Linked DNA regions of Homo sapiens: region 2 is linked to region 1. A link is a loop called in an ENCODE intact Hi-C map of the cell type or tissue named here. Cell type or tissue: prostate gland. All regions are shown on one strand. Each heading gives the region's core, and the rest is flanking DNA. Links, peaks and the distances in the headings are about the cores only. Region 1 has its middle 70 kb from the start of MIR4289. Region 2 has its middle 48 kb from the start of LINC02843.

Region 1 (15,761 bases), core at 4,797-12,796:
CCAAGCTGAAGCACTATGGGGGCTGTGATGTGGCTGAACCCAGCTGGCATGTGGGCAGCTGACCAGCAGTGATAGGCATCCCCAAAGCCCTCTGACCCCAGCATTGTCCTTACTCAAGCTCATCTGAACCAGAGTGAGCTCTACGTGAGCATCTCCTCCTCCCCCTGTCTCTCCTTCTCTCTTCCCTCTGCCCACCTATCCCTTCTACCTCCTCTCACTTCTCCCAGCAGACACAAAGGCCAGGCTGCCAAAGGGTGAGGGCAACTTCTCAAACTCTTAAAAGTAACTCAATGATCTGGTTTCAATAGGCTTTGTCCTTGATACAGTAAAGGAATTTAGAAAACATTATTTCTTTTGATAAACCTAAGAATTGGCGTCAGTAGACTTGGTGTCAATTCCTATGGGAAGCTATAATCTGCACACCCATACACACAATCCCAAGCAAGTAGGTGCCTAGTATGACCAGGGGAAGTTCATGAACTCAGGAGTGAGAATGAAAAATGCATATCAAAAACCCTACATGATTCATATTCTCTAGACTATTGGCTCCTGGAACACAGGGGTCTCTGTCCACAGTCACCTGGGCTTAAGGAGGGACACGGGGTGGCCACTGCTCTGAAACAGAGTCTTCTCACACAGGAAAGGGGACTTAGAGGAGAAGGGGCTCACACCAGGGGCTCAGTTGAAGCCATTGCCACATCTGCTATTACTACCATGGTCATATGTCAAAGAAATGAATGAATATCAGTTCGCAGCACAGCCATTTAATTCCAAAATATTTGTAGCTCGCTTTATGCTATGATTAATATAAGGAGAGCTAAGTGGCAATCTCAGTTCCTTGGAAGACTATCAAAATTCAATTTTGTTGATCTATGGTAATAGAGGAAAGCCAGAGAGACTGATAATTGACACTTGACTCATTGTGTAATATATGGCAGGCTAAACTCGTATATTTCAAACCCACTTATGCACACTTATGCACACACTGCATACACACACAGACACTCACACACCACATGCCCAACACACATGGTTCCTGTCACTCCCTGTGTGAAATTTTCTTCTCCGCTCCCTCAGCCAGTTTCTCTCCTTGTTTCTCCCCCTAAGAACAACTCTAAGCCCTTGAAATGGCAGAAGAAGCCACCACAGGACTCTGAAAGGGAGAAAGAGGAGGGCAAACTGATCAGCAACCCCAGGACTAGAGGAACAAAATAGCGCCAGAGAGTCCTACACCCCTGACCCCAACAACAGAAGGTGACCCAGACCCTGCATTCCTTGAGCCCCCAGCCTAGCAATGAAGGCCAACCTGGGCAGGCTCCTCCCTGCCCCAGATCAAAGAAGAGTCCTGCTGACAACACCAGAGAGCCTGGCAGCAGGCGTGGGGGTCTGGCTCTCTCTGAAGGAACATGCTCCTTCACCACTGGCCCTGAGCTCACCTCTCCCAGCTAGAGGCTTTGGCAGCTGGGCAGCACTAGGAGGTCCCTCCCAGCTCATGCCTCAGCTAGAGAGGTACTCTAACCCCTTAGTGCTGGAGAATCCCTTCCTCCACCAAGAGACACTGGGACATTGGGTGGCATGGACAGGGCAATCTTTGCCCAGCAGGAAGCATGGGCTGGATAATGCTCTTTGGCCCTTAGAGACACTGGGCAGCTGAGAGAACTCACAGGGGCTGTCTGCAACAACAGTAGCCCCATCCAAGCAGCACATTTTGTTCCTGAAGTCCAACGAGGTCTTCTCCCAACCAGAGTCACAGAGAGGCCACACAGTTCCATAGGGATGACCCCACAACCATGAGCACCAGCATGGGATTGAAACCACAGCATACAAAAGCAGGCCAGGCCACCTGCTAACCCTAAGCCTGGCAACAGCCTCCTAAAATGAAGAGTCTCATAGGACCCAGAGTCTAAAAATGCAATAGGCAAAATGTTCTCAATATTATTTTTGCTGTTAAAAGTAATGGCAAAAACCGCAATTACTTTTGCACCAACCTAATACAATAAGAAGTCACCCATTATACCAAGAACCAAGAAAATCACAACTTGAATGAGAGATAATCAACTGATGCCAGCACTAAGATGAAGCAGATGTTGGAACTGTCTGACAAGAATTTAAAAGCAGCTGCCATAAAAATGATTCAACAAGCAACTACAAATTCCCTTGATAAAATTTAAAAATAGACAATCTCAGAAAGAAACAGAAATTTTAAAAAGAATGAAATGGAAATTATAGAACTGATAACCGCAATAACAGTAATTTTTTTTAAAACTTGCTAAATGGGCCTATAGTAGAGTGGATATGAGAAATATAGAATGAATAAATATGAAGACAGATCAATAGAATTTATCAAATCTGAAAAACAAGAAAAATAGACACATTTCAATATAAACTTACCAAAACATATATAGAATCTGTATACTAAAAAATTACAAAATGCTGATTAAACAAATCAAAAAAGTACTATATAAATGAAAAGACATACTATGTTCATGAATTGGGAGATTAAACATAATAAAGATAATTTTTTCCTATATAGGTTTAATACAATTTCTCTAAGTGTCCCAGCAAGGTTTTTTTTTTTTTTGTAGCCATTGGCAAGCTTATTATAAAATTAGATGGATAGAATGGATAAAGAAAATGTGACACATATACACCATGGAATACTATGCAGCCATAAAGAAGGATGAGTTCATGTCCTTTGCAGGACATGGATAAAGCTGGAAACCATCATTCTCAGCAAACTAACACAAGAACAGAAAACCAAACACTGCATGTTCTCACTCATAAGTGGGAGTTGAACAGTGAGAACACATGGCCACAGGGAGGGGACCATCACACACCGGGGCCTGTCGGGGGTTGGGGGGATAGGGGAGGGATAGCATGAGGAGAAATACCTAATGTAGATGACGGGTTGATGCGTGCAGCAAACCACCACGGCATGTGTATATCTATGTAACAAACCTGCACGTTCTGTACATGTATCCTAGAACTTAAAGTATAGTAATAAAAAAATAAAAAATAAATTATATGGAAAAATACATGTGCTAGAATACCTAAAACAATTTGAAGAAGAACGAAGTATAAGCCATCACTCTACCCAATATCAAGACTTTCTCTATTAAGCTAAAGTAATGAAGACAGTGTCATATCAATGAAGAGATAGATACACAGATAAACTGAGCAGAAGACAGAGTTAGAAATAAGCTTGTTTGTGTATATCATGTCAGTTATCAATTTATTGCCTCTCAGCTCCAAAGAACACTTCCGTATGTGCTGTATGATAAATCCCAGAGTTCCATTAAGCTTTTCTCCTATGTCCCATGCTATGCTTTCTTAGTACAGAGTGCTGGAGGGACTTTGCAGAAGGATAAGGGTTTTGACATTTCTAATCTTGGCTGTGGGTAGGATTAGCTGTGTGGGGACATCTGATAGAGGCTGCCCCAAGCCACAAGCCACAGAACACAATGCCCTTGTCACCTGGCAGCTGTGGCCTGGTCATAACCTATCCACTGACTCCTCCACATGGAAACGAAAGCCCCCAGGTGGCCTGCATACCTTGGCATACCTTTACCATGAAACATTCCTCAGCAGTAAAAAAGAAATTAAGCATTGAAACACACCACAACTCTGATGAATCTCATGGGAATTATACTGATTGAAAGTCAATTGTAAAAGGCTACATACTTTATGGTTTCTCTTGTATGACATTTTTGAAATAACAGAACTATAAGATGGGGGTACTAATTAGTGATTGCTGGAGTTAGGGATGGGCATAGGGAGAAAGGTAGAAGTGGCTACCTTTCTGCCCTGGAAGGACTAGACTTCCACAAGAATCTTGCATGTTGTCCTCCTACAACCTGTTTTGTTGAATTAAAACAAAACAATATTGTTAAATCCCAAATCAGATGTTCCTTGTTTCAGGCTTGATAAATTGCACAGTGGAATAGGTCAACTCCTCAGGAATCTTGGAACCTCATCCATGTTAGGAATGGGAGACTCATTCACTGAATGGAAATGTACACATTTTAGGTGCCAAAATGCAGACCCAGCCCTCACTGCTGCATAATGCACAAGTGGAGGCTGAGTTTGAGAAGACTCCAAGCCAGTTGACTGCAATTAAAGATTCTACTTTCTCCTATACTGCTAATTAGGACCCGCTTCATGATGCAAAAGGAAAGAGCCTTCGTTCACAATTATTTAGAATTTGAAGATGGTGACAGGAGAGCATTAAGCCAAGCACAGGGCCCTTCTGACAGTGGAGACCTGTGTACCTGCCTGGGTTGCTTGCCCATGAAGCTGCTCTTATTTGTTCTCTGTTCTTGGTGCTAATTTTTATCACATAAGAAAGTTGTTGTCTTTACTAACTTTATTTTACCCCAGGAATTGTTCAACACCATTGCAGCATGGGGAAGAACGGTGCCCACCGGCCCTGGAAGGACCAGACTCCCATGGGAGGAAGTGGAGTGGATGCCTCCCACCTTAACCTTGGTGCCGCTGGCATCTGCATCCATCTTGCAGAGCATCTGGAGTCTGTCTTGTTTAACTTGGCTTCTGACCCAAAGAGCTCAATTTCCTGCATTTCAGACCACAAAGGAATCCTGATGAGTCCCCATGGAGGACTCGTAATGTGATAATAGGGAAATCTGAATAAGACGAATGAATTGTATCAATTCACCCATAGAATGCCATCCACAGAGGGAGGCCGTCTACAGAGGGATGCCATCTCGTAGACCCTTGGACAGCCTCCCTCCGTGGTCAGCATTCCTGGGGAGTTGTGATCACCTAGCTGGTATTAGCTCTCTCTGCCCAGGAGTCCCCTGGGGCTGCCTTCTACAAACTGCAATTGTGCTCTGAGCAGACTCGCAGGCCAGGCTTGCACTAGGCAACGTTAGGCAACTTCTGCCCTTCCATTCTTTGTGTTGCTGCAGTTCTGTAGGTAGATGGGGGAAAGCACACACTCAAAAGAGAAGGCAGGACCTGTCATTTGCACTCAAGATTGGCACAGTGACAGTGTTGCAGGATTACAGCACATGTGAGACATTCCCTATGGCTCTCCCAGGGCTAGCGGGGGTGTGCGGCAAGAACACAGCAGGAGTTTGCTGGAAAACAGCAACCGCAATGCTTTTTTTCCACTTTAAATTTTACCTGGGAGAAAAAAATGTTTCAGAGGAGATAATAAATTTTATTTAAGTAATTAAAGACGGGGCCATCTAGTATACAAGAAAGAAAATTATATTTGAAAAATAGAAATAAAATTATATTTGAAAACTACAATAATTTAAAACTGTGACCATGGCTCAGAAATGGATAGACAGATGAGTAAGACAGATCATACATTTCAGGAACAGATCTAAGCATATATAAAAATTTAATGTAGGAGAAAGGGAGCATGTAAACTTTTGTTTTTATAAAAAATGGTAACTGCGCTAATCATTTGAGAAAAATATTAAAGACCTTATGCCATACAAATAAATGGATGTAAGACAATTATTTTTAAAAAACATAAAAGTAATGAAAGAAAATATAGGTGAGCCTGTAGATACATCTCGATGTGAAAAGGGCCCTCTACATAGGGCCTCAAGGCAGAGACCACAAGGATAAAAAATAAGGGATCTGACCTCTCTCCTTCCACCCAAAACATAACAAATAAGAAAATACAGTGTTAGATTAAACACCCCTAACAAACTAGAGAGATGGATGACAAAAAAGAACCATATTTTTCACTCTGTATGATGAAGATTTTATACCTTAAATCTTAAAGCCTAATACTGAGACACTAAAGGAATTGGGCAAAGAATACCAAAGGATGATTCACATGCAAAAATGCAAATTAAAACCGAGGAGCTGATATCTTCCACCGTGCAACCTGAAAGGCTTTTTTTTTTTTTTTGAGTCTCACTCAGTCGCCCAGGCTAGAGTGCAGCGGCGCCATCTCGGCTCAGTGTGACCTCTGCCTCCCAGGTTCAAGTGATTCTCCTGCCTCAGCCTCCCAGTAGCTGGGATTACACGCACCCACCACCAGGCCTGGCTAATTTTCTTGAATGTTTAGTAGAGACTGGGTTTCACCATGTTGGCCAGGCTGGTCTCGAACCCCTGACCTCAAATGATTTGCCCACCTAGGCCTCCCGAAGTGCTGGGATTACAGGCTTGAGCCACCACACTTGGCACCTGGCAAGGCTATTTTATGTTGGTACTACCCAAGCAAACATCTATCAGTAGTAGGTTAGATAAATAAGGGAGGAATAATTTGAAAGTCCAAAATGAAGAGATTGGTTGAAAAAGTTTTGTTACATTCAAAGTAATGGAATCCCAGAAGGCCATTAACAATGATGTTGTAGGAGTGTGTTAATGATACAGAAAGATGTTGAAAATGTCAGGTTTCTTGAACTAACAGGCTTTGAAATCACGATTCTGTTTTTAAGTAGAGTGTATTGAAAACATTACATGTAAAATCAAAAAATTATTGGAATGACTGACATTAAAGCATTTAAAGTGGTTATTCCTGAATGGGGTAGTTTAGATAGTTTTAACTTTTTATCTATTTGTATTTACTATAAATACAATTTTTCCTTAAATTTCATTATAATAAATAAATAAATATAAATAAATTTCCTTATAATTTTCGTGTGTGAGAAGGAGAGAACAAAATTCTTATTTCAAAGAAAAATAGAGTCAACACTGCATCATCAGCTGGAGAAGAGCTGAGCTACCTTTGGTACTTCTGGTACACCTGGTATCCCTGCTACACCTGGTCCCCTGGCACACCTGGTGCCTTGTACATCTGGTACCCCTGATGTGAATAGTCCCTGGGCACACCTGGTACCCATAGCACACTTGGTCCTGTGGCACACCTGGTCCCTGGATGCACCTGGTACGCATGGCACACTTGGTTCTCTGGCATACCTGGTCCCTGGCACACCTTGTTCCTGGCACACCTGGTCTCCTGGCACAACTGGCACCCTTGGCACGTCTGATCCCTCCGGCACACCTGGTACTCTGGCACACCCTAGTACACCTGATATACCTGAAGCAAAGGAGTTGGCCTGTGACATTGCCCACTCAAAAAGTGAGCTGTTGGAGCACATAGATTACCTGGCCCCAGGGGAATCCCAACTTGAAAAGCCCTGGATCTGGATCCTGTCCATCCTTCTCCTTTCAGACTCAGTTGTTGTCTACACTGTTCCAGAGCAGGGACCATCACAGTGACCGATGCAGAGACCAACACAGCAGGAAATTCCACAGTAGACCACACTCCATGAAGATGGAGTGTCTGCCTCAACCCAACCCAGGGACTGACCACAGGGAGCCGGCAAGAGAGTCAGTCATCAGTCATGATGCACGGCGCTCTACCGAGGAGTCAAAGGCAGGAAATGAGAATAGACTGGAGGTCGGTGAAGCGCTTTGTCAGTGGCCAGGAAAGCAACAACCAGCTCCCACGCAAGGCTCTGGGACAACTTGAGCTCCTGCCTCACTCTCTCCAGGCCTCCCCTACACTACTTGTATTTTGGGACCAGCATGCTCGGAATATCTGGTATGACGAAGATGGGGCAGAGAGAGTGAGAGAAAGAGAGACCCAGGCCTAAATTTCTCCACTCGTTACAGGTGTGGAAAGTGAAGGAGGCTGCCCAGGAGATGTTTCATGAGTTCTGACTTTATGGCACATCACCTGGGAGGCGATAGCAGATGGCCCAGTACTAGTCCCAGCTTTGGAGCAGGCAGATCAGAAATGCCCTTCCCCCGGGATACCTAGGAAGAAGATGGGCCAGGAAGGCTGCAGAGTCCTTTCTCCCCTAAGTGACCTGCTGGAAATGCTCAGCAATTCTTGTTAGAACAACAGATCTCGTGCACATCCATAGAAACATGCATTTGTGCAAACAGAATCCCTTCTGCTTTGGTGCACAACCTTTTGCACAAATTCACGCTTTTGAGCAGACACTCCGCTTCTGGGGCAGGAGTACGTCACTGTATCAGTCTTTCATTTTCTCTTCTGGCATCTGAATACTCTCATTTCTTCTTAATTTTCCACCAGTTTTTCCTCTCGTTTGCTACTGATCTGCCTGGCTCTCCTTTATACCGCATCTGAGCACCCTGCACATGCCTCTTGAAAGTGAATGAGTGCCTTAATTGGAAAATGCTCTCTCATTCACCACAGGGAAGAGAAGAATACTCCAGCTAATAATGTCTTTTCCACAGAGCCCTCGACCAAATGACTCTCTCTGTTTTAATTGAGAGCCAAAGCTTTTGAAAATGAATATGTATCTTCAGGGATGGATAAAGAATGCAGTTTGATCTTATGGAAATGTCACGTTGGGATGTGAAGGTGATGGATTGTTCAAGAATCAACCAAAGAGGACAGCTCTGGCCCAGGCTGCTGAGGGACAACCGAGCTCAGATGATGCCCCCAGAGAGCAGTGGGATAACTGGGGAGGGACCACATGGTGGTTGCCAATGAGTCTCGATAGGTAGAAAAAAGGACTGAAATGAAGGCAGCAGCTAAGGACAAGGTGACAGTCTGTGACTTTGAATGGCATGCTATTTCCAACAAGCATCCCAAAGCAGAAATAAACATGGTTGGAAGGGGAGTGCAGAACATGAAATATCTACTGAGAGCTGAGGGCCACACCAGGGTGGTTAGGAGGGGAAAGAAGAAGAAACTTCAGGAATAAAAGCATTTTAAGTCTCTTAGCAACTGCCTATAGATGGAGACACGCTGGGTGGAGGCTGTCACAGGGCTTCTTGCGGGGTGTCCACCCCTCTGTTGGCCTCCTTGGACACCACTGCCCTGAAAAGGAGGGGAAAGTGCATTTCTCAAGCTGAAGCCCTGGCCAGGGCCTCTAATTTTACTTCCATGAGTGTGCCCTGATTGATTTTGAAAGGGAGGAGGTGGATCATAAAAAAACACAGCCCACAGCCGAGCCATAATCAGCTGCAGCTGCTGCTGGGATAGAGTCCTGACAGGCAAATGGCATCATGATGGAGCATTCCTTGGGACTGGCAACATTCGGCTGCCAGTGTGGGGGCAGGGAGGCAGTCTATTATTAGGAACATGCCTGAGATGTGAGTTTGCAGAATTCATTGCTCTAGATTAAAATCACTTTTGCAGGGAACAAACTCTGGAGATGGTGGAGGTACGTAGACTTCCTCTCAGCTTGAAAGATGTATCAAACTTTAAGAGGGGCTTGGACCACCCATTTGCAAATTGCTTTTTCATGCAGTTAATTTTATTTATTTTTCATCCAAATCTTAAAGCAGACCCCTCCTTTAAAAGTGTATGGCCAGCCGCGCTGGCTCATGCCTGTAATCCCAGCACTTTGAAAGGCCAAGATGGGTGGATCACCTGAAGTCAGGAATTGGAGACCAGCCTGACCAATGTGGTGAAACCCTGTCTCTACTAAAAATACAAAAATTAGCCAGGTGTTGTGGCGGGCACCTGTAATCCCAGCTACTCGGGAAGCTGAGGCAAGAGAATTGCTTGAACCCAGGAGTTGGAGGTTGCACTGAGCCAAGATCATGCCATTGCACTCCATCCTGGGCAACAAGAGTGAAACTCCAGCTCAAAAAAAAAAAAAAAAAAAAGTATATGGCCAATAGATCAACAGAAAGTGCCCTAAAGTAAAGGACTGTTTACATAAATGACTAAGGCACATAGGGACCCTGGAGGCTCTGACCTTGACCTGGGTCTGAGTGGGGAAACCCCACACGCTCATTTCTTAGCGTTTCTGCACGCATGTTTTGCTTATTAAAGAGAATTATAAATCCCATGCTTTCTAAATCTTTTGATGGAAAGCAATTTTCTTCCCAGAGATGAAAAGATGTTAACATGAAGGCGCTGCTTGGAAAACAGGGCACAGGACTGGCTGCATTTCAAACGAGGTGCCGGAGCTTATGCAACATTTACAACGGAATTCATTAAAAATTGGTTTTGCTCTCTGAGGACCTGTTGGAGCATCTAGGCCTCATGTGGGGGAGGCTGGGAGACTCTGTGAAAAGGATTATTTGGAGGGTGTATCGAAGCCCCCTGTAGGTGTGGAAGGTGTTTTCCCTTTTAGCTCAAGTCAAGAGCTCATCCTGCCCGCTTCCGTGTGAGGAACTGCTTCCTGTGGCTGTTAAGATCATGGGGAATGGGAGACCCACTGTGCTGGGAGTGATGCCCTGTCAGAGCCGGCTGCAGCTCAGGGTGCAGGAGGCCTGATGGGATGTGGGCCTGGTGTGGGAGGTAGCAGCATCAAAGGCCAGCTCAGCTCCCTCCACCTCTGGCTCCCTGAGTAAGCGACCCGCAGAAGTGAACCCGACTGCAGGTGAAGGGGCTGCGGTCACAGACCCTCCCCGCCCACCCAGTGAGAGGGGAGCTTGGCAAGCCAGAATGCACTATGAGAGGGTCAGCAGGAGGCCCTTCCTGGGCCCAGAAGGCAGGTCCTCAGGGCTCTCCTCCTCCTGTGGTCCCTCCTCCAAACCTTCATGTGGAGCAGTGAGCTCTCAGCCATAAGTGGAGAGGCCCTGGACAACAGGAGAGACCAGGCTCAGACAGACTGACTGGCCCTGAACTGGCCTGCCCGCCCACATGTGCCTGCAGGGGACGCTCAATTCAGGTCAACACAGGATTCAACACAAATGACCAAATTGAGACTATATTCTAAGACTGTGTTTTGATGGCTTGAGTAGACAGAATACTTCCATCAAGAGTTTTTTTTAAAAATAGTAAGAGAAGTATAAGGCCTGCTGCATTGCCGTCCCCGGGGAAGAGAAATATTCCCTCCACTGAAGACTTTCTTAGAGAGACAAAGAGAGTATTTTCTGATTGTGCCACGCAAGTCTAAACCAGCTAAAGTGCAGGTATGCGGATTTTATTTCTTATTAGCAACAAACAGTTTGATGATACGCCAAAGACAAAGAGGAGGAGTTGGAGATACTTCCATGAGCAATGCAAATTTAGAAAACCCAACAATGGAAACCAGAAACAGAAAGAGAAAAAAAAAACACTCAAAATAGGAAACAGAGAGGGAACAGGCCAGCACCTGGTTGGGGCCCCGCACTGGACAGGATTCAGGGTGGACTGTCCTTACCTGTTTTTCACTATCTGTCTTCATTCCTCCATTCAGAACACCCTCTGCTTCATTTGGATGGGCAATTGTCTTGGAGTAATTTTCTATGAAAAAGGGTGTGTTTTCCGTATTGAATCCCCAGGATCATGGTTTATGATGCTGGCATTGCAAGTCCCTGTGGCTCTTCAGATGCTGTGAGTGCCAATCACAGATCCACAGACTTTTCAGGCTTACTCAGTGTTAGATCCCCAAAGGCCCCTAGAAATAATCTTTTTCAGTGATGTTCACATGTTAAAAACACCAAAATACCTTCTTTAAATAAAATTGTATATAGAAGCCCAACATATAAAACCCAGGCAAGAGCCAGAAATCCCTGTCCCTCAAAAGGGGAAGGTCCCACAGTCCAGGTTCTGGGGATGCCCTTGGCCTTGCCCCATGGCACCTTAGTGGAAACCCTACTGTTTCTCAGAGCATATTTTGAAAACACTGTGCTGCCGCCGGGTGCGGTGGCTCATGCCTGTAATCCCAGCACTTTGGGAGGCCAAGGCAGGTGGATCACATGAGGTCGGGAGTTCAAGACCCACCTGACCTACACGGAGAAACCCCATCTCTACTAAAACTACAAAATTAGCCGGGCGTGGTGGCGCATGCCTGTAATCCCAGCTACTTGGGAGACTGAGGCAGAAGAATCGCTTGAACGTGGGGTGGGGGCAGGCGGGGGCGGAGGTTGTGGTGATCTGAGATAGAGCCATTGTACTCCAGCCTGGGCAATAAGAGTGAAACTCCATCTCAAAATAAATAAATAAATAAATAAAATAAAGAAAAAGAAAACACCGTGCCAACTTAGTCTGCTTGTGTGGCAAAGCAGACTGGCCCAGGGGAGCCAGGCTGGAAGCAGCACCAGCGTCTTCGCGCTTGGCCTGAGGCCGCTGTCACTGTATCCATTGCAGGGGGGCACAAAGGCTGCATCTTTGCTCTGAAATCATTGCTGCAGGTATTGTTTCAAGGCAATGCATAGATCTTGTTCAAGTCTTTGATCTCTTATCCACTCTATTAGGGTGTAAGAAACATGCTCAAGTTGCCTCATTAGTGGGGGAATAAGGAATTAAGGAGAAAGGATCATGTATCAGTTGTCTGTGTCTGCATAACAAACTTGTCCAAAATTTAGTGGCCGTATACAGCAATGCTGTTGTTTCTCCTGGTTCTATGGGTTGACGGGGCAGTTTTTCAGCTCACCTCACCATTCAGCTGGAAATGTTGATTCCATGTTCTACCGTCTCCTCAGAGAAACAAGGAGTCACTGGGCCAGAGCAAGATTCAGGCATTTTTAGGGTATCTAAGCAAATACCACACAACATTGCAACAGATCCATCCAGCTAAATTTGAAGGGCATTCCACAACCACTGATTTTTTCATTTAACAAGCATGTTAGAGACCCAGGAACTGGGCAGGGGCTGGAAGGATGAACACAGTCCCTAAACTTTCCAAGTAGAGGCCACATCTAAGGAGGAGGGAGCCCGAGGGCAGAAGCCACATTTAAGGAGGAAGGAGCTTGAGGGCAGAGGCAACATCTAAGGAGAGAAAGCCTGAGGGCAAAGGCCACGTATAAGGAGGAGGGAGCCTGAGGGTAGAAGGAACTTCTAAGGAGGAAGGGAGCCTGAGGTCAGAGGCCATGTCTAAGGAGAGAAAGCCTGAGGGTGGAGGCCATGTCTAAGGATAGTGGAGGTCAGGTTAAGAAAGAAAAAAACAAGGAGGAAGGGGAAGGGGTGAAACAGAGACATCTGCTGGAAGCTCTTCTGACTGGGTTTATGGGCTAGAACTGGGTCTGCTGCCCACCCCTGGCTGTAATGGAGGATGGAAAGTTTCATTTCATACCTGGGAACGCTAACTCCAAGAATAAAATCAGACTCCTCTTAAAGAATAAAGGCATAATGGGAGCTGGGTAGACAACCAGCCGTTTCTTGACATGAGGCAGTCCAGAAGCATATGGGAGAGGCTAAGGGGAGTGAATCCATAAAAGGAGTGTGGGGAGATGTTTAAGAGCAAACTGTCTTCCCCTTGCTTTGTTGGGAGACCCACACTGGGGAGGTATCCACAGCCTGTCTCCACGTGGACACATTACCCACAAACACGGAAAGTGGCCCTCAGATGCCTCTTGCAATGAGATTCCCTTTCATAGATCATAAAAACGGTGGACCATGGGATGTCATATGGTTTTCATTTGTAGTTTTGTAGGACATCATCATTAGCACTCTGAATTTTTACCGAGGGGTTGAGTAGAGGGGTTGTAGGGGCTTACCATCCCCACAGAACTGGCCCATGTCTGTCCTTGCAGAAGCCAGGAGTGGAAAAATTCCCATTTCAAGCTTATTATTCCAGCAGCATGCTCTAGTTAATTGAAATGACACAAAATTATTTTTCAACATACATAAAACCTGCCCTTCCTCTCCTACTTCATAGCACAGCAGCAAGCAAGCAAATGAGCACCAATTCATCTTCATTTGCTTCATTGCCTTTTGATGTTGTTCCTAAGTCATCAGCTCCCCTAACGTATTGTGGAAGTCTGCCATGCTGAATGTTGGCGTTGTTGCAGACTGGATAATAAAAATGCAAAACGTGCTGGCTGTACTAACAAAGAAAAATAAACATGATAGATGAGGGGAAACTTCATTTGGGTTCTGTTCCTGACAGTTCATACAAGTTCACGATTGTTGTTGACGTAAATAATGTACAGTGATGAAGATGACAAGACTGGCTGGCTCATATTTGAACTTTATCCATTTAAATCATGTTTTTCCAAACTGTTGCAAATAAATTAAAAGCCCCATGCCAGGGGGATTGAGTGGCAGTAAGTTCTGAACCACTTAGGGCCGGAGGTTTATGTTCCTAAGGGCAGAAGTTTCCAAGCTGATGAGCCCCACAGTCTGGGCACAGCTGCCTGTCTCACTTCCATGTCTGAAGAGACCCATCCGGTGCACAGTGGAAGGAGCTAGAAGCTATCACTGTTCACAAGATGGCCTCCTCCTGGGGTTTGTGTCATGATAACAGCTCTCTAGGGGCGAGCACACTGATGCAAGACTTGCCTCCTCTCTCCTTATTTTTCCAAGAATAATAAACAACTCCCTGTCCAAACTCTAGGCTGATGTTTATCTCGGGTTGTGGAGGCACAGAAAGAACAACAACAACAATGGTTTCCTGCTCTGTTGAGAAATTTGAGGCTTAAAACAATGAACTGGCACTTGTGAAATGCAAGGTGTGTAACTTTGAGCTTCTCCTAGAAAGTATGACTGGAACCTTCTGAGTGAGGACCGTTGTCACTGGGCCCAGATTTCAAAATATAGTGGGTTGATAGAAAACTGGAGGTATAGTAAGGCCAACAGAGCAGGAGAGCGGGGAGGGAGAGGGGTGCCATTGAAAAGATAATTCAGTCACTCAGACTCCAAGAGGAGGGGACACCCTGCCTCATGCCGGGGTGTGTGGGGAAGCACTAGGGCTGGTCAGGGAGCAGAGGGAACTGGAGGAAAACATGGCCAAGAGCCTTTATTGCGGTTTCTGTGGGAAGGAATAAGTGATGTAGGGGAAGGAATAAGTGATGTAGGGTAAGCAAGCTTAGGATTGGAATGCAACAATCCTAACTTCAACAGGCTCTGGGGCATAAGGGGTGCCCCTGGGGCACAGTGGCCCAGAGTGTGAGAATCCAGTAAGGAAGGTGATGGGGTGTGGGCGCTGGATTGGTTGGTTTGTATTTGAGAAGCATCTCTTGTATGAGTTGTTTACTACTTTTACAAATTGATGAACCCTGGGAGGGGCAGTCCATACAGGGCCAGCAAGGCCCTAGTTGTCAAAGTGTCACTGAGCAATGGTCTCGTAATCCAGTGAACACAGGAGCCAATATTATGGCACCGGCTTTTGAGAAAGGCAAAAGACAATGCCATTGTGAGTCTACTGGCAAGGAGATAGGTGGCAATTCTCCAATCTGTTTCCCGTGCTCTGACGCAAAATGATGTTTTAAAATTGTAGCATTCTCTACCTCAAGCCATCTAGGCCTATCTGGGAGTGGGTCAAGCTTTTATGGCATTTCTAACTAGTCCCAGATGATGCCAGTGCAGCCAGACTGCCATGCTGGTCCTGTTACCAATTAGGAGGCTGAAGGATACATGTCTTGCCCAGGATACATGTCTTGCAATTTTGGCTCTGTGCCATGTATAACAGCTTAGGCAATTGTTAGTGGGTTTAAGCTGGTCTCATGGTTACAAAAGCATTAGGAAATATAGAAAATAGAAGACATGGTTAACACAACCCACCCTGGGCTGGAGAGGTGAGAAAAGCTGCCTTGTGGAGCTGTGTTCATTGGAGCAGCTATAGAGGGTGGCTGTGGTGCCACAAGCATGGCTGAGGGATGAACCACAAGGGGCTTCTGCCACAGTACAGACCCCCAAGGCTGGGAGGAGCTGACCTCAGGGAGTTTGGCAAGGATGGTTTGCCCATGAGCAGTCCAGAGGCAACCTGGGCCTCTAGCAAGGCAGCTAGCTCAGCACGAGGCAACACCACGCTGGTCTACAGCAGGAGGAGCACCTGTGTCTCTCACTGGCCATGTGCTTGCCACCAACTGCTTGCCCTCTCATGTCTTTTGAATTCTTTCCAAGTAAAGAAAATAATTTGCTTCCTACAGATACTACATGAATTAATTTTGCTCTCAAAGAATTTCTCAAAAGTGGGGAG
Region 2 (15,761 bases), core at 3,523-11,522, 210 kb after region 1:
GTAACCACTAACAAAATAAATTTTAAAACATTGTAAAAGAAGTGACAAGGGAATAAAATGGTACACAAGAAAATACCTATTTAACAAAAAAAAGAAATAATGAAGGAAATGAGGAAGAAAAAAAGATGTAAGATATAGAAAACCAATAGCAAAATGGCAGAAGTCTTCCCTTATCAGTAATTATATTAAGTACAAATGGATTAAACTATCCAATTAAATGGCATAGGCTGGCAGAATGATTTTTTTTTTTTTTTGAGATGGAGTCTCGCTCTGTTGCCCAGGCTGGAGTGCAGTGGTGCAGACTTGGCTCACTGCAACTTCTGCCTCCTGGGTTCAAGTCTTTCTCCTGCCTCAGCCTGCTGGGTGTCTGGGATTACAGGTGCACACCACCGGACCTGGCAAATTTTTGTATTTTTAGTAGAGACAGGGTTTCACCATTTTGGTCAGGCTGGTCTCGAACTCCTGACCTCGTGATCCATCTGCCTCGGCCTCCCAAAGTGCTGGGATTACAGGTGTGAGCCACAGCACCCAGCCAGAATGGATTATTTTTAAAACGTGGTTCAATTATATTCTGTCTACAAGAATTCACTTTAGATTTAAAGACATAAGTAGGTTGAAAGGAAAATGTTGAAAAAACATTCTATGCAAGTAGTTATCAAAGGAGAGCTGGAATGGCTATACTCATATCAAACAAAATAGACTTCAATATAAAAATTGTTAAAGAGACAAAAAGGGCATTATATAATTATTAATATAAAAGGGTCAATTCATTAATAAAGTATAACACTTATAAACATATATTCACCTAAATGCAGAGCTCCACAATACACAAAGAAAAAATTGACACAATTGAAGGCCAAATAATAGAGTTTAACAATAATAGTTGAAGACTTTAATACCAATTTTCAATGATGTCTAGAAAAACTAGATAGAAAATCAAAAAGAAAATAGAAAACTTGAGCAACACTATAAGCCAATGAAATCCAGCAGACATCTGTAGAACACTCCACCCAACAACAGGTGAATACACATTCTTCTCAAGTGAACTATTTTCCAGAATGGACCATACATTAGTCCAGAAAAACAAATCTCAACAAATATAAAAATATAAAAATTATGCCAAGTATATTCTCCAACAATGGAATGAAATTAGAAAGCATTAATAGAAGAAAATTCACAAAGAGTGGAAATTAAACACTCCTAAATAACTGATGAGTCAAAGAGGACATCACAGGGGAAACTAAAACATATTTTCAGGTGAATTAAAACAAAAACACAGCATACCAAAACACTGCTCAAAGAAATCAGAGGTGACACAAGCAAATGGAAAAACATGCTGTGCTCATCAATAGGAAGAATCAATATCATTAAAATGGCCGTACTGTCCAAAGTAATTTACAGATTCAATACCATTCCTATCAAACTACCATGATATTCTTCACAGAAGTAGAAAAAACTATTTTAAAATTCATATAGAACCAAAAAAGAGCCTGAATAGCTCTTTAAGTCAATCCTTAAAAAAAAAAAAAAAAAAAAAGACCAAAGCAGGAGGCATCACGTTACCTGACTTCATTTTTCCTTTTCCTATTTTTTGGGATGGGGGGTTTGGGGGGTGGGGACAGAATCTTACTCTGTCACCCAGGCTGGAGTACAGTGGAGTGATCTCGTTTCACTGCAGCCTCCGCCTCCAGGGTTCAAGCGATTCTCCTGCCTCAACCTCTGGAGTAGCTGGGGTTACAGGCATGCATCACCACGCCGAGTTAATTTTTGTATTTTTACTGGAGACAGAGTTTCACCATGTTGGCCAGGCTGTTCTGGAACTCCTGACCACAGGTGATCTGCCGGCCTCAGCTTCCCAAAGTGTTCAATTACAGGCGTGAGCCACCGCGCCCGGCTACGTTACCTGACTTCAAAGGCTACAGTGACCAAAACAACATGGTACTGGTACAAAAATAGATATATGGACCAATGGAACAGAATAGAGAGCCCAGAAATAATGCTGGTTGCCTACAACCATGTGATCTTCAACAAGGCCAACAAAAATGAGCAATGGGGAAAGGATTTTCTATTCAATAAATGGTGCTGGGATAACTAGCTAGCCATATGCAGAAAATTGAAACTGGACCCCTTCCTTAAACCATATACAAAAATTAACTTAAGATTGATTAAAGACTTAATGTAAAACCCGAAACTATAAAAACCCTGGAAGAAAATCTAGGCAATGCCATTCTGGACACAGGACCTGGCAAAGATTTCATGACAAAGACATCAAAAGCAATTACAAAGAAACCAAAAACTGACAAATGGGACCTAATCAAACTAAAGAGCTTCTGCACAGCAAAAGAAACTATCAACCGAGTAAATAGACAACCTACAGAATGAGAGAAAATATCTGCAAACTATGCATCTAAAAAAGGTTTCATATCCAGAATCCATAAGGAACTTAAACAAATTTACAAGCAAAAAACAAACAATACCATTAAAAAGTGGGCAAAGAAGATGAACAGACTCTTTTCACAAAAAGACATGTATGCAGCCAGCATGCATATGAAAAAATGCTCAACATCACTAATCATTAGAGAAATGCAAATCAAAACCACAGCGAGATATCATCTCACACCAGACAGAATAGCCATTATTAAAAAGCCAAAAAATAACAGACGTTGGTGAAGTTGCAGAGTAAAGGGAACACTTAAACACTGCTGGTGGAAGTGTAAACTAGTTCAGTCATTGTGGAAAGCAGTGTGGCAATTTCTCAAAGAACTGAAAACAGAATTACCATTCAACCCAGCAATCGTATTGTTGGATATATATCGAAAGGAATACAATTTGTTCTGCCATAGTGACACAGGCACACATATGTTTACCGCAGCACTGTTCACAACGAAGACATGGAATCAACCTAAATGCCCATCAACAGTAGACTGAATAAAGAAAAGTGGTACATATATACCATGGGATCCTACACAGCCATAAAAAAGAATGAGATTATGCCCTTTGCAACAACATAAATTGAGCTGGAGATCATCATCATAAGCAAACTAATGCAGAAACAGAAAACCAAATAGTGTATATTCTCATTTATAAGTGGGAGCTAACCAATGAGAACACAAGGATACAAAGAAGAGAACAACTGGACACCAGGGCTTACTTGAGGGTGGAGGGTGGAAGGAGGAAGAGGATCAAGAAAAAATGCCTATTGAGTATTATACTTATTACCTGAGTGACTAAATAATCTGTACACCAAACCCCCATGACACACAGTTTACCTATATAACAATCCTGCACATATACCCCTAAACCTAAAATAAAAGTTTTTTTAAAAAACTATAGAAAAAGAAGAGCAAACTAAACCTAAGCAAGAAGAAGGAAAAAAATAAACATTAGAGGAGAGATAAATGAAGTAGAGAATAGAATGACAATGGAAAAAATTAATAAAACATAACATAGTTATTTGAAAAGATCAACAATGTTGAGAAAACTTTGGCTAGACTAACCAAGAAAAAAGAAAAAGAGTAGACTTAAACTATTAAAATCAGGAACAAAGGAGATGTTGCTAACGATATAGAGAAATTAAAAGCATTGTAAAACAATACCGTGAACAATTGTATGCCAACAAATTAGACAATTTAGATGAAATGGACAATTTCTGGAGACACACAAGCTACCAAAATTGACTCAGGAAGAAACAGACAATCTGAATAGACCTATAACAAATAAAGAGATTGAGTCAACCCTCCAAAAGCTTCCAATAAAGAAAACCCCAGGACCAGATGGTGAATTCTACCAAATTTTTAAGAATTAGTAGAAATGCTTCTTAGACTCTTCCAAAAAAATAGAATTGAGAAAACTTCCTAACTCACTCCATGAGGTCGGCATTACCATGATACCAAAACCAGATAAAGACATCACAAGAAAACTATAAACCAAAGTCTCTTATGAATGTAGATGCCAAAACACTCAACAAAATACTAGCAAACTGAAGACTGGGCACAGTGGCTCACACCTGTAATCCCAGCACTTTGGGAGGCCAATGCAGGCATATCACTTGAAGCCAGGAGGTCGAGACCAGCCTGACCAACATGGTGAAACATCATCACTACTAAAAATACAAAAATTAGCCTGGTGTGGTGGCACATGCCTGTAATCCCAGCTACTCGGGAGGCTGAGACATGAGAATCTCTTGAACCTGGGAGGCAGAGGTTGCAATGAGCCAAGACGGCACCATTGCACTCTAGCCTGGGTGACAGAGTGAGACTGCATTCTACCCCGCCAAAAAAAAAAAAATACTAGCAAACTGAATCCAGGAGTATATTAAAGATATTATACATTATGTCCAAGTGAGAGTAATCCCAGGAATGTGAAAGTGGTTCCAACATATAAAAATCAGTCAAAGTAACACAGCATATCAATAGAATAAAGGAAGAATATCCAGGTGTGGTGGCACATGCCTATAATCCCAGCTACTCGGGAGGCTGAGGCAGGAGAATCGCTTGAACCTGGGAGGTGGAGGTTGCGGTGAGCCAAGATCGCGCTGCTGCACTCCAGCCTGGGCAACAAGAGCGAAACTCCGTCTCAAAAAAATAAATTAATTAATTAAATAAAGGAAGAAACTGATTCCTCGGTGTGTTGCATTCTGGATTCAGAGCTTTCCACACCCCAATAAATTGCCCTAAGATCACCAATTATAAGTTCACTGCAGAATTTAATAGATTTTAATCTTTCTGTCACTTGATCCCTCAAGGACATGAGGCCTGTTGGCCACATGCTTCTGGTTCTCCTCATGCCTTCCAAACATTTCTTTCCAGTCTCCTTCATGAGGCTTCCTGCCTACTCTTTGACAAGTGACCTTCTTCTGTTCATACTCTAACATCTGCCTGAATACAGTAATCCACATTTTGGTTTAACTGCCACCTTATATCATATCCCAGGATCCTCCCCTGCCCTCCAGACCCATGTATCCTTTTGCCCACTGGATAATGCAAACTGGATAATTCCAAGTTGTTCAAGTTCCACGTGGCTAGAATTGGACTCCTTATCTTCCACCCAAAACCTTCTACTATTCCATGATTATTTGATAATTTAAAAGAATAACCACAAGCCTATTATTATTAAATAGTCCAACCCAGTTGTCCAAAGCACAACCTTGGAAATCACTGCTGACCTCTTCCTCAACAATCAGCATTCAAGAGGTCACTAAATCCTGAGGATTAGTCTTCTGTCACAGCTCTGCCGAAATCTGTACCATCTGTTTCCTGGAATGTTACTTTAGGCTCCTAAGTGAATTTTCTTCTTTTTTTCCCCTTCAATCCGTTATCCACATTGCAACCAAAGTGATCTTTCCGTAACTGATGTGATCCCATGACTCCGAATAATACCCAAGATACACGAACATATACACAAATAATAGTAACAGCATTATTTCAATTCTTAAACATTGCTGGATTCTTTCAGATCCAGCTAAAACACCCCACTTTTGGCTAAAAAATGACTTAAAATTTCTCTTAAAATCCTATACATATAAGGACACCCTCTTTTGTGCCCCAACACTTCTCCCAAACACACATGAACACCTCCTACCTCCTACCTCCTACCTAGCTATGGTCAACCACTCAATACACATCTCCCCTGCATGACTTCAAGGTCCTTGAAGAATGAACCTTATTGTTATTCATTTCTATATCCTCAGGGTATATATCACTGTCTGACATGTTATGAATTAAGAACTTAAGAACTATTTCTACATAGTCAATGGATTATTATGAATTATAATACTATCCCAGACAGTACTAGTTAAAGTCTGCTACTTATTCTGAGACCAGCACAGGGCACCATAATTTAATGTGCACATGGAGAAAGGAGAAAATATGAGAAAAGAATCTAACGTTCGGAAAATTATACTTATTGGGAGACTAAAGAACATCTCAACTTGAAAAATGGAGGCTGAGGAGGGATTTAAATACATCTTCAAATACAGCCATTAATGGTAGAAAAGAAATCCCTGCAGGCTGAGGAGACCAAGCCTCTATTCTACTAACTAGCTATGGGAACCCACGCTTTCTGGGCCCAAGCTTTTGTTCCTGTTAAATTCTAAGGCTAGGCTCTAAACTCCGTTAAAGCACTAGTGCTCTATGATTCTAAAGTTATACATCACATTAAAGCAGAATAAAGAAAAATACACAGGTGTCAGCATAAGGGACTTTGTTAAACCCAGGAAATATTTTCCCAAAGCAGAACTGGTTTCAGAGTGGAGTGACTGTGAGCAGGGCTGTGCAGACTTGCTTGCTGAATGCCCTGATCAACAGAGGAGTTTTCAGTCATCCTGCAGGATTCGTGTTGTGTTCTTCCTAGAGGGAGTAGAGGGGCTTGAGGGAGAGTTTGAGACAGATTACCCAACCTGAACCTCTGATATTTTCATAAACATTATGTGTCAAAGAAGGTCTTCTTTTCCAGAAAGATCACACCAACTTCTCGGGGCATATAGAAAAAAATCAATGAGTCATCATCAATGCTTCCTGTCATCATAATCATGAGTGACAATCCTATAAAGAGTGGCGTGTTATGGGGTGTAAGGGGAGGGGGGGCTTTTTGTAAAAAGATAGCAGAATTTTGTCCTAAAACTAGAAATTCAAATATAACTGGGAATATATTTTCACAGCAGTGTGAACTTTCCTCTACAAATCCGCAGCAGATGACCTCTGTGCTTGATCTTACGGAAGCTGAATGCCGGGGTGAATTCACTGTTTTCTGAAAAAAGATACAAAAAATCCAGATGGCAGCTTATGGCCTCAGTCAACGTTCTGCCATGAGTCCTCTCCAAGTCTATATTTAGCATGATCTGATTGAGTAAGATCACATGCTCAGAGTAAACTCAGTCCAGAATATCAACTATGATTTACTTCCAGAGGCAGTAATAAATCTCCCTGTTGGAATTTTATTCGGTTTCTGCTGGCTAGGTTCTTTGTCCATTTGTATTATGCCCTGAAGCTGTAAATATGTAGAATTAAAATGGGCAAGAGATATCTATATTTATATCTGTTTCAATATTTCTATTTATATCTATCTGCTCTACTGCTTGCCTCCTGCAGAATGAGATTAATCCCTTTAAATATTATTAATCATGGTCATTTGCTCAAGACAATGCAATAGGGGGAATAAACAGCTTCCAGGAACCACCTACTTCACTGTGGATTTCCCACCAAGAAAAATAAATATTGAATTTTTCTCAGCTACTGAAAATAGCAATTCCACCACAGCAGCAGAAAAATAACCTTAGTAGGTAAAGACATTTGAGCTAAGCTAGACTTTGGGAACATAGTGACCTGGTCTTGAGATGAAGCCAAGGGAAATTAGCTCTCTGTCCATTTATGGGAACTGAATTTCAGCGGGAGGAGGAGAGTTGAGCACATCTTGGAAGTGACAAGTTTAACGTTTGCATTCCGGTGATCATAGCCTGCCCTATCTCAGGACAAGGATGTGTGTCTGTCCTTCCCAAAATAACCCTGAGTCTTCTGCTGGCCTGGATAAGCATCCTCACCCAATGATTCAGGAAGGGCTGGTTGGGAAAGGGGCATGTCTAGCCCAGCCCAGATGAGGCCACACTCTTTTACTGGGCTCATGGGGCTCAGGTTCAGTGCCCATTCAAATACAGCCAGATATTTCTTCCCAGATAAAGCAGAAGACTCCACATCTACCTTGTGTACTCCCACCATAAACCAAGTTAGATTGGAAACTTCAATTGACCTTTCTCAGTAAGGATTACTGATAGAATAAAGCTCCAGTCCATTAAGGCAACCAAACATGTAACAAATTAGCTTATCTCCTCTCCATCTACAATGGTACTAGCTATGTTGCATTCTTGGGAAATGGAGAATTAGTCAACGAAATCACTTGTCTGTAGGCTAATTCTCTTTTGGGACCCTGATTGGAAAAGACTATAATTAGAAAGCTTCAGGGATAAGATGAAGCCTTCTGAGACTTGTGGACCAGATCTGTGGACTTCAGTCTAGAACATAGGTGGACACTGGGGTTTTTCTGGATCTTATCTAGTCTTGGCGTGGCAAGCATGCTTTTTGTCCCACAGTGGGGTCTGTCAAGATTTAATAGCAACTGCTGACCTTGCTATTGCAATGCAGGCCTATCACCATATTACTCCTGCTGCCTACAATAGCTGTTCATACGGAGGAAGCAAGTAAGTCAGTGATTCACCTTGGTTTTTGTCCTGTATCCAAGAATTAAGAGTGAGTTCCATGGTGACACAGTGGGCTGAAAATCTTAGTTAAGGGCATTTATAGAGACTTGATTATATGATTTCTTTTTTTGTTGAAATACACTCTCATTGGCTTTATGGTGTGAAGATTACAATTGTGGGTCCTTGAAACAGACAGACCTGAGTCTAGTATCGCTTTGTGTCTTATAAGCTATGTGTCCTCAGAAACATTACTTAGACTCTCTAGACTGAACACAAGGCAGCGAAGGACAGTGATCCCTGAGTGAGCCTCCCTCACCCAAGAGTGAGGGTGGCTGCTCTCCCCCATCTAACAAGATAGAAGTTGAACATAGTTGAGGTGATTCTGAAAAAAACAGTTCTTTATTTGGAGTAGCAAGGAAATTATTGGGAACCAAAAATAAATACTCCATGCAATGTTTCTCAACCTTTTTCCATGTTATTCACTTGTCTATGGAAGGAATAAATTAAACTGCATGATTTTAAAAATTTATATCAGACAAAAATTTATATGCCACTTATTTTCACTCAACAATATATCATGTCTATTCTTTTATGTCAGCGCATATAGATGTATCTTATTCTTTTCAAAAAATTATTTATTAGGTAAGTCAAAATTATATATACTTACATTGTACAATATAGTGTTGGTGCAATGGATAAATCAAGCTATTTAACATTTCCATTACCTCAAACATAATTTGTGATGAGAACACTTAAACTCCTTAAAATCTACTCTCTTGGCAATTTACAAGTATATAATATATTCTTTTTTTATTATTATACTTTAAGTTCTAGGATACATGTGCATAATGTGCAGGGTTGTTACGTAGTTATACATGTGCCATGTTGGTTTGCTGCACCCATTAACTCATCATTTACATTGGGTATTTCTCCTAATGCTATCCCTCCCCCAGCCCCCCACCCCACGACAGGCCCTGGTGTGTGATGTTCCCCTCCCTGTGTCCAAGTGTTCTCATTGTTCAATTCCCACCTATGAGTGAGAACATGCGGTGTTTGCTTTTATGTCCTTGTGATAGTTTGCTGAGAATGATGGTTTCCAGCTTCATCCATGTCCCTACAAAGGACATGAACTCATCATTTTTTATGGCTGCATAGTGTTCCATGGTGTATATGTGCCACATTTTCTTAATCCAGTCTATCATTGATGGACATTTGGGTTGGTTCCAAGTCTTTGTTATTGTGAATAGTGCCGCAACAAACATACTTGTGCATGTGTCTCTATAGTAGCATGATTTATAATACTTTGGGTATATACCCAGTAATGGGATCACTGGGTCAAATGGTATTTCTAGTTCTAGATTCTTGAGGAATCGTCACACTGTCTTCCACAATGGTTGAACTAATTTACACTCCCACCAACAGTGTAAAAGTGTTCCTATTTCTCCACATCCTCTCCAGCATCTGTTGTTTCATGACTTTTTAATGATTGCCATTCTAACTGGTGTGAGATGGTATCTCATTGTGGTTTTGATTTGCATTTCTCTGATGACTAGTGATGATGAGCATTTTTTCATGTGTCTGCTGGCTGCATAAATGTCTTCTTTTGAGAAGTGTCTGTTCACATCCTTTGCCCACTTTTTGATGGGTTTGTTTGTTTTTTTCTTGAAAATTTGTTTAAGTTCTTTGTAGATTCTAGATATTAGCCCTTTGTCAGATGGGTAGATTGCAAAAATATTCTCCCATTCTGTAGGTTACCTGTTCACTCTGATGGTAGTTTCTTTTGCTGTGCAAAAGCTCTTTAATTAGATCCCATTCATCTATTTTGGCTTTTGTTGCCATTGCTTTTGGTGTTTTAGTCATGAAGTCCTTGCCCATGTGTATGTCCTGAATGGTATTGCCTAGGTTTTCTTCTAGAGTTTTTATGGTTTCAGGTCTAACATTTAAGTCTTTAATCCACCTTGAATTAATTTTTGTATAAGGTGTAAGGAAGGGATCCAGTTTCAGCTTTCTACATATGGCTAGCCAGTTTTCCCAGCACCATTTAATCAATAGGGAATCTGTTCCCAATTTCTTGTTTTTGTCAGGTTTGTCAAAGATCAGATGATTGTAGATGTGTGGTGTTATTTCTGAGGCCTCTGTTCTGTTCCATTTGTCTATATATCTGTTTTGGTACCAGTACCATGTTGTTTTTGTTACTGTAGCCTCGTAGTATAGTTTGAAGTCAGTAGTATAGTTTGATGCCTCCAGCTTTGTTCTTTTTGCTTAGGAATGTCTTGGCAATGTGGGCTTTTTTTTGGTTCCATATGAACTTTAAAGCAGTTTTTTCCAATCCTGTGAAGAAAGTCATTGGTAGCTTGATGGGGATGGTATTGAATCTATAAATTACCTTGGGCAGTATGGCCATTTTTACGATATTGATTCTTCCTATCCATTAGCATGGAATGTTCTTCCATTTGTTTGTGTCCTCTTTTATTTCGTTGAGCAGTGGTTTGTAGTTCTCCTTGAAGAAGTCCTTCACATCCCTTATAAGTTGGATTCCTAGGTATTTTATTCTCTTTGTAGCAATTGTGAATGAGAGTTCACTCATGATTTGGCTCTTTGTTTGTCTGTTATTGATGTATAGTAATGCTTGTGATTTTAGCACATCGATTTTGTGCCCTGAGACTTTGCTGAAGTTGCTTATCAGCTTAAGGAGATTTTGGGCTGAGATGATGGGGTTTTCTAAATATACAATCATGTCATCTGCAAACAGGGACAATTTGACTTCGTCTTTTCCTAATTGAATACCCTTTATTTCTTTCTCTTGCCTGATTGCCTTGACCAAAACTTCTAACACTATGTTGAATAGAAGTGGTGAGAGAGGGCATCCTTGTCTTGTGCTGGTTTTCAGAGGGAATGCTTCCAGTTTTTTCCCATTCAGTATGATATTGGCTGTGGGTTTGTCATAAATATTGGCTGTGGGTTTGTCTTATTATTTTGAGATACGTTCCATCAATACCTAGTTTATTGAGAGTTTTTAGCATGAAGGGCTGTTGAATTTTGTCAAAGGCCTTTTCTGCAGCTATTGAGATAATTATGTGGTTTTTGTCATTGGTGCTGTTTATGTGATGGATTACGTTTATTGATTTGCGTATGTTGAACCAGCGTTGCATCCCAGGGATGAAGCTGACTTGATCATGGTGGATAAGCCTTTCGATGTGCTGCTGGATTCAGTTTGCCAGTATTTTATTGAGGATTTTTGCATCGATGTTCATCAGGGATATTGGTCTAAAATTCTCTTTTTTTGTTGTGTCTCTGCCAGGCTTTGGTATCAGGATGATGCTGGCCTCATAAAATGAGTTAGGGAGGATTCCCTCTTTTTCTATTGATTGGAATAGTTTCAGAAGGAATGGTACCAGCTCCTCTTTGTACCCCTGGTAGAATTTGGCTGTGAATCTGTCTGGTTCTGGACTTTTTTTGGTTGGAAGGTTATTACTTATTACCTCAATTTCAGATCCTGTTATTGGTCTATTCAGAGATTCTGCTTCTTCGTGGTTTAGTCTTGGGAGGGTGTATGTGTCCAGGAATTCATCCATTTTTTCCAGATTTTCTAGTTTATTTGCATAGAGGTGTTTATAGTGTTCTCTGATGGTAGTTTGTATTTCTGTGGGATCGGTGGTGATATCCCCTTTATCATTTTTTATTGCGTCTATTTGATTCTTCTCTCTTTTCTTCTTTATTAGTCTTGCTAGCAGTCTATCAATATTGTTGATCTTTTCAAAAAACCAGCTCTTGGATTCATTATTTTTTGAAGGGCTTTTTGTGTCTCTGTCTCCTTCAGTTCTGCTCTGATCTTAGTTATTTCTGCTAGCTTTTGAATGTGTTTGCTGTTGCTTCTCTAGTTCTTTTAATTGTGATGTTAGGGTGTCGATTTTAGATCTTTCCTGCTTTCTCTTGTGGACATTTAGTGCTATAAATTTCCCTCTACACACTGCTTTAAATGTGTCCCAGAGATTCTGGTACGTTGTGTCTTTTTTCTCATTGGTTTCAAAGAACTCTTTATTTCTGCCTTCATTTTGTTATTTACCCAGTAGTCGTTCAGGAGCAGGTTGTTAAGTTTGCATGTAGTTGTGCAGTTTTGAATGAGTTTCTTAATCCTGAGTTCTAATTTGATTGCACTGTGGTCTGAGAGACAGTTTGTTGTGATTTCTGTTCTTTTACATTTGCTGAGGAGTGCTTTACTTCCAACTCTGTGGTCAATTTTGGAATAAGTGCGATGTGGTCCTGAGAAGAAGGTATATTCTGTTGATTTGGGGTGGAGAGTTCTGTAGATGTCAATTAGGTCTGCTTGGTGCAGAGCTGAGTTCAAGTCCTGGATATCCTTATTAACCTTCTGTCTGGTTGATCTGTCTAATATTGACAGTGGGGTGTTAGCGTCTCCCATTATTATTGTGTGGGAGTCCAAGTCTCTTTGTAGGTCTGGAAGGACTTGCTTTATGAATCTGGGTGCTCCTGTATTGGGTGCATATATATTTAGGATAGTTAGCTCTTTTGTTGAATTGATCCCTTTACCATTATGTAATGGTCTTCTTTGTCTCTTTTGATTTTTGTTGGTTTAAAGTCCGTTTTATCAGAGACTAGGATTGCAACCCCTGCTTTTTTTTTGCTTTCCATTTGCTTGGTAGATCTTCCTCCATTCCTTTATTTGGAGCCTATGTGTGTCTTTGCACATGAGATAGGTCTCCTGAATACAGCACACTGATGGGTCTTGAGTATCCAATTTGCCAGTTTGTGTCTTTTAATTGGGGTATTTAGCCCATTTACATTTAAGGTTAATATTGTTATGTGTGAATTTGATCCTGTCATTATGATGTCAGCTGGTTATTTTGCCCATCAGTTGATGCAGTTTCTTTATAGCATCGATGGTCTTTACAATTTGGCATGTTTTTGCAGTGGCTGGTACTGGTTGTTCCTTTCCATGTTTAGTGCTTCCTTCAGGAGCTCTTGTATGGCAGACCTGGTGGTGACAAAATCTCTCAGCATTTTCTTGTCTGTAAAGGATTTTATTTCTCCTTCACTTATGAAGCTTAGTTTGGCTGGATATGAAATTCTGGGTTGAAAATTCTTTTCTTTAAGAATGTTGAATATTGGCCCCCACTCTCTTCTGTCTTGTGGAGTTTCTGCCAAGAGATCCACTGTTAGCCTGATGGGCTTCCCTTTGTGGGTAACCCGACCTTTCTCTCTGGCTGCCTTTAACATTTTTTCCTTCATTTCAACTTTGCTGAATCTGACAATTATGTGTCTTGGGGTTACTCTTCTCGAGGAGTATCTTTGTCGTGTCCTCTGTATTTCTGAATTTGAATGTTGGCCTGCTTTGCTAGGTTGGGGAAGTTCTCCTGGATAATATCCTGAAGAGTGTTTTCCAACTTAGTTTCATTCTCCCCGTCACTTTCAGGTACACCAATTAAACATAGATTTGGTCTTTTCACATAGTCCCATATTTCTTGGAGGCTTTGTTCATTTCTTTTTACTCTTTTTTCTCTAAACTTGTTTTCTTGCTTTATTTCATTAATTTGATCTTCAATCACTGATATCCTTTCTTCCACTTGATCGAATCAGCTATTGAAGCTTGTGCATGCGTCACGTAGTTCTCATGCCATGGTTTTCAGCTCCATCAGGTCATTTAAGGTCTTCTCTACATAGTTTATTCTAGTTAGACATTCTTCTAACCTTTTTTAAGGTTTGTAGCTTCCTTGCAATGGTTTAGAACATGCTCCTTTAGCTCAAAGAAGTTTGTTATTACCGACCTTCTGAAGCCTACTTCTGTCAACTCATCAAAGTCATTCTCCATCCCACTTTGTTCCGTTGCTGGTGAGGAGCTGCAGTCCTTTGGAGGAGAAGAGGTCCTCTGGTTTTCAGAATTTTCAGCTTTTCTGCTCTGGTTTCTCCCCATCTTTGTGGTTTTATCTACCTTTGGTCTTTGATGTTGGTGACCTACAGATGAGGTTTTGGTGTGGATGTATTTTTTGTTGATGTTGATGCTATTCCTTTGTATGTTAGTTTTCCTTCAAACAGTCAAGTCCCTCAGCTGCAGGTCTGTTGGAGTTTGCTGGAGGTCCACTCCAGACCCTGTTTGCTTGGGTATCACCAGCAGAGGCTGCAGAACAGCAAATATTGCAGAACAGCAAATATTGCTGCCTGATCCTTCCTCTGGAAGCTTTGTCCCAGAGGGGCACCCGCCTGTATGAGGTGTCTGTTGGCCCCTACTGGGCAGTGTCTCCCAGTTAGGCTACACAGGCATCAGGGACCCACTTGAGGAGGCAGTCTGTTTGTTGTCAGTGCTCAAACGCCATGCTGGAAGAACCACTGCTCTTTTCAGAGCTGTCAGACAGGAACGTTTAAGTCTGCAGAAGTTTCTGCTCCATTTTGTTCAGCTATGACCTACCCCCAGAGGTGGAGTCTATAGAGGCAGTAGGCCTTGCTGAGCTGCAGTGGGCTCCACCTAGTTAGAGCTTCCTGGCCGCTTTGCTTACCTACTCAAGCCTCAGCAATGGTGGATGCCCCTCCCCCTGCCAGGCTGCAGCCTCACAGGTTGACCTCAGACTGTTGCACTAGCAGTAAGCAAGGCTCCCTGGGCATGGGACCCACCCAGCCAGGCACGGGAGAGAATCTGCTGGTCTGCCAGTTGCTAAGATCATGGGAAAAGCACAGTATTTGGGCGGAAATGTCCCGTTTTTCCAGGTACAGTCTGTCACAGCTTCCCTTGGCTAGGAAAGGGAAATCCCCCAGCCCCTTGCACTTCCCGGGTAAGGCAATGCCCCCACCTGCTTCAGCTGGCCTTCTGTGGGCTGCACCCACTTTCCAACCAGTCCCAATGAGATGAACCAGTACCTCAGTTGGAAATGCAGAAATCACCTGTCTTCTGTGTCAATCATGCTGGGAGCTGCAGACCGGAGTTGTTCCTACTCGGCCATCTTGGAATGGAGGGTGAAGCATCTTTTATTCTAATGAGGCAACTCTTGGTGGCTTCCTAGATATCTTGAGGATTGGAGCTAGTGGCCAAAAAGACCAAGCCTTCATTAGAAACTTGGAACTTTGTCCCCACCCCTGACCTTTAGGGAGGAAGGAAAGGCTGGAGGGTGAGTTAATAACTAATAGCCAATGATTTAATCAGTTGTGCCTATGTAATGGAGCCTCCATAAAAACAAATTATGGGGTTCAGAAAGCTTCAGGGCTGGTGGATACATGGAGATGGTGAGAGGATGAGATGCCCAAACAGGGCATGGAAGTTCCCTGCCCTTCCCGCATACCTTGCCCTATGTCTCTCTTCCTTCAGGCTGCTCCTGAGTTGTAACCTTTATAATTAACTGGTAACAGTAAGTGAAGCACTTTTCTAAGTTCTGCAAGTCATTCTACCAAGTTATTAAACCTGAATGGGGGTGTGGGAACCCCAATTTTGTAGCTAAAGTAGACAGAAGTGTAGGCAAACTGAGGACCTGGTTCTTGCAACTGGAGTCTGAACTGGGGGCTATCTCGTGGGACTGAGCCCTTAAACCTGTGGGGTCAGCTAACTCCAGGTAGTTCATGTCAG

The links. Peaks named below come from ENCODE experiments on the same cell type or tissue, not always from the same donor. Only the 100,000 strongest peaks of a DNase experiment are listed, where the experiment ranks them.
Region 2: a loop joins it to region 1, with 2.4 times the contacts of the local background. A loop is called at or near these places in 3 of 110 quality-filtered maps.

The regions. Positions count from the first base shown.
Region 1 is chr9:88,807,900-88,823,660 of GRCh38, reverse strand. No RefSeq gene overlaps it. Among named protein-coding and RNA genes, the nearest start is that of MIR4289, 70 kb to the right of the region's middle. In prostate gland, for the core only: no CTCF peak of the experiment used is centred there; no DNase peak of the experiment used is centred there.
Region 2 is chr9:88,596,716-88,612,476 of GRCh38, reverse strand. No RefSeq gene overlaps it. Among named protein-coding and RNA genes, the nearest start is that of LINC02843, 48 kb to the left of the region's middle. In prostate gland, for the core only: no CTCF peak of the experiment used is centred there; DNase peaks (open chromatin) are centred at 6,876 and 7,444; H3K27ac peaks cover 2,666 bases.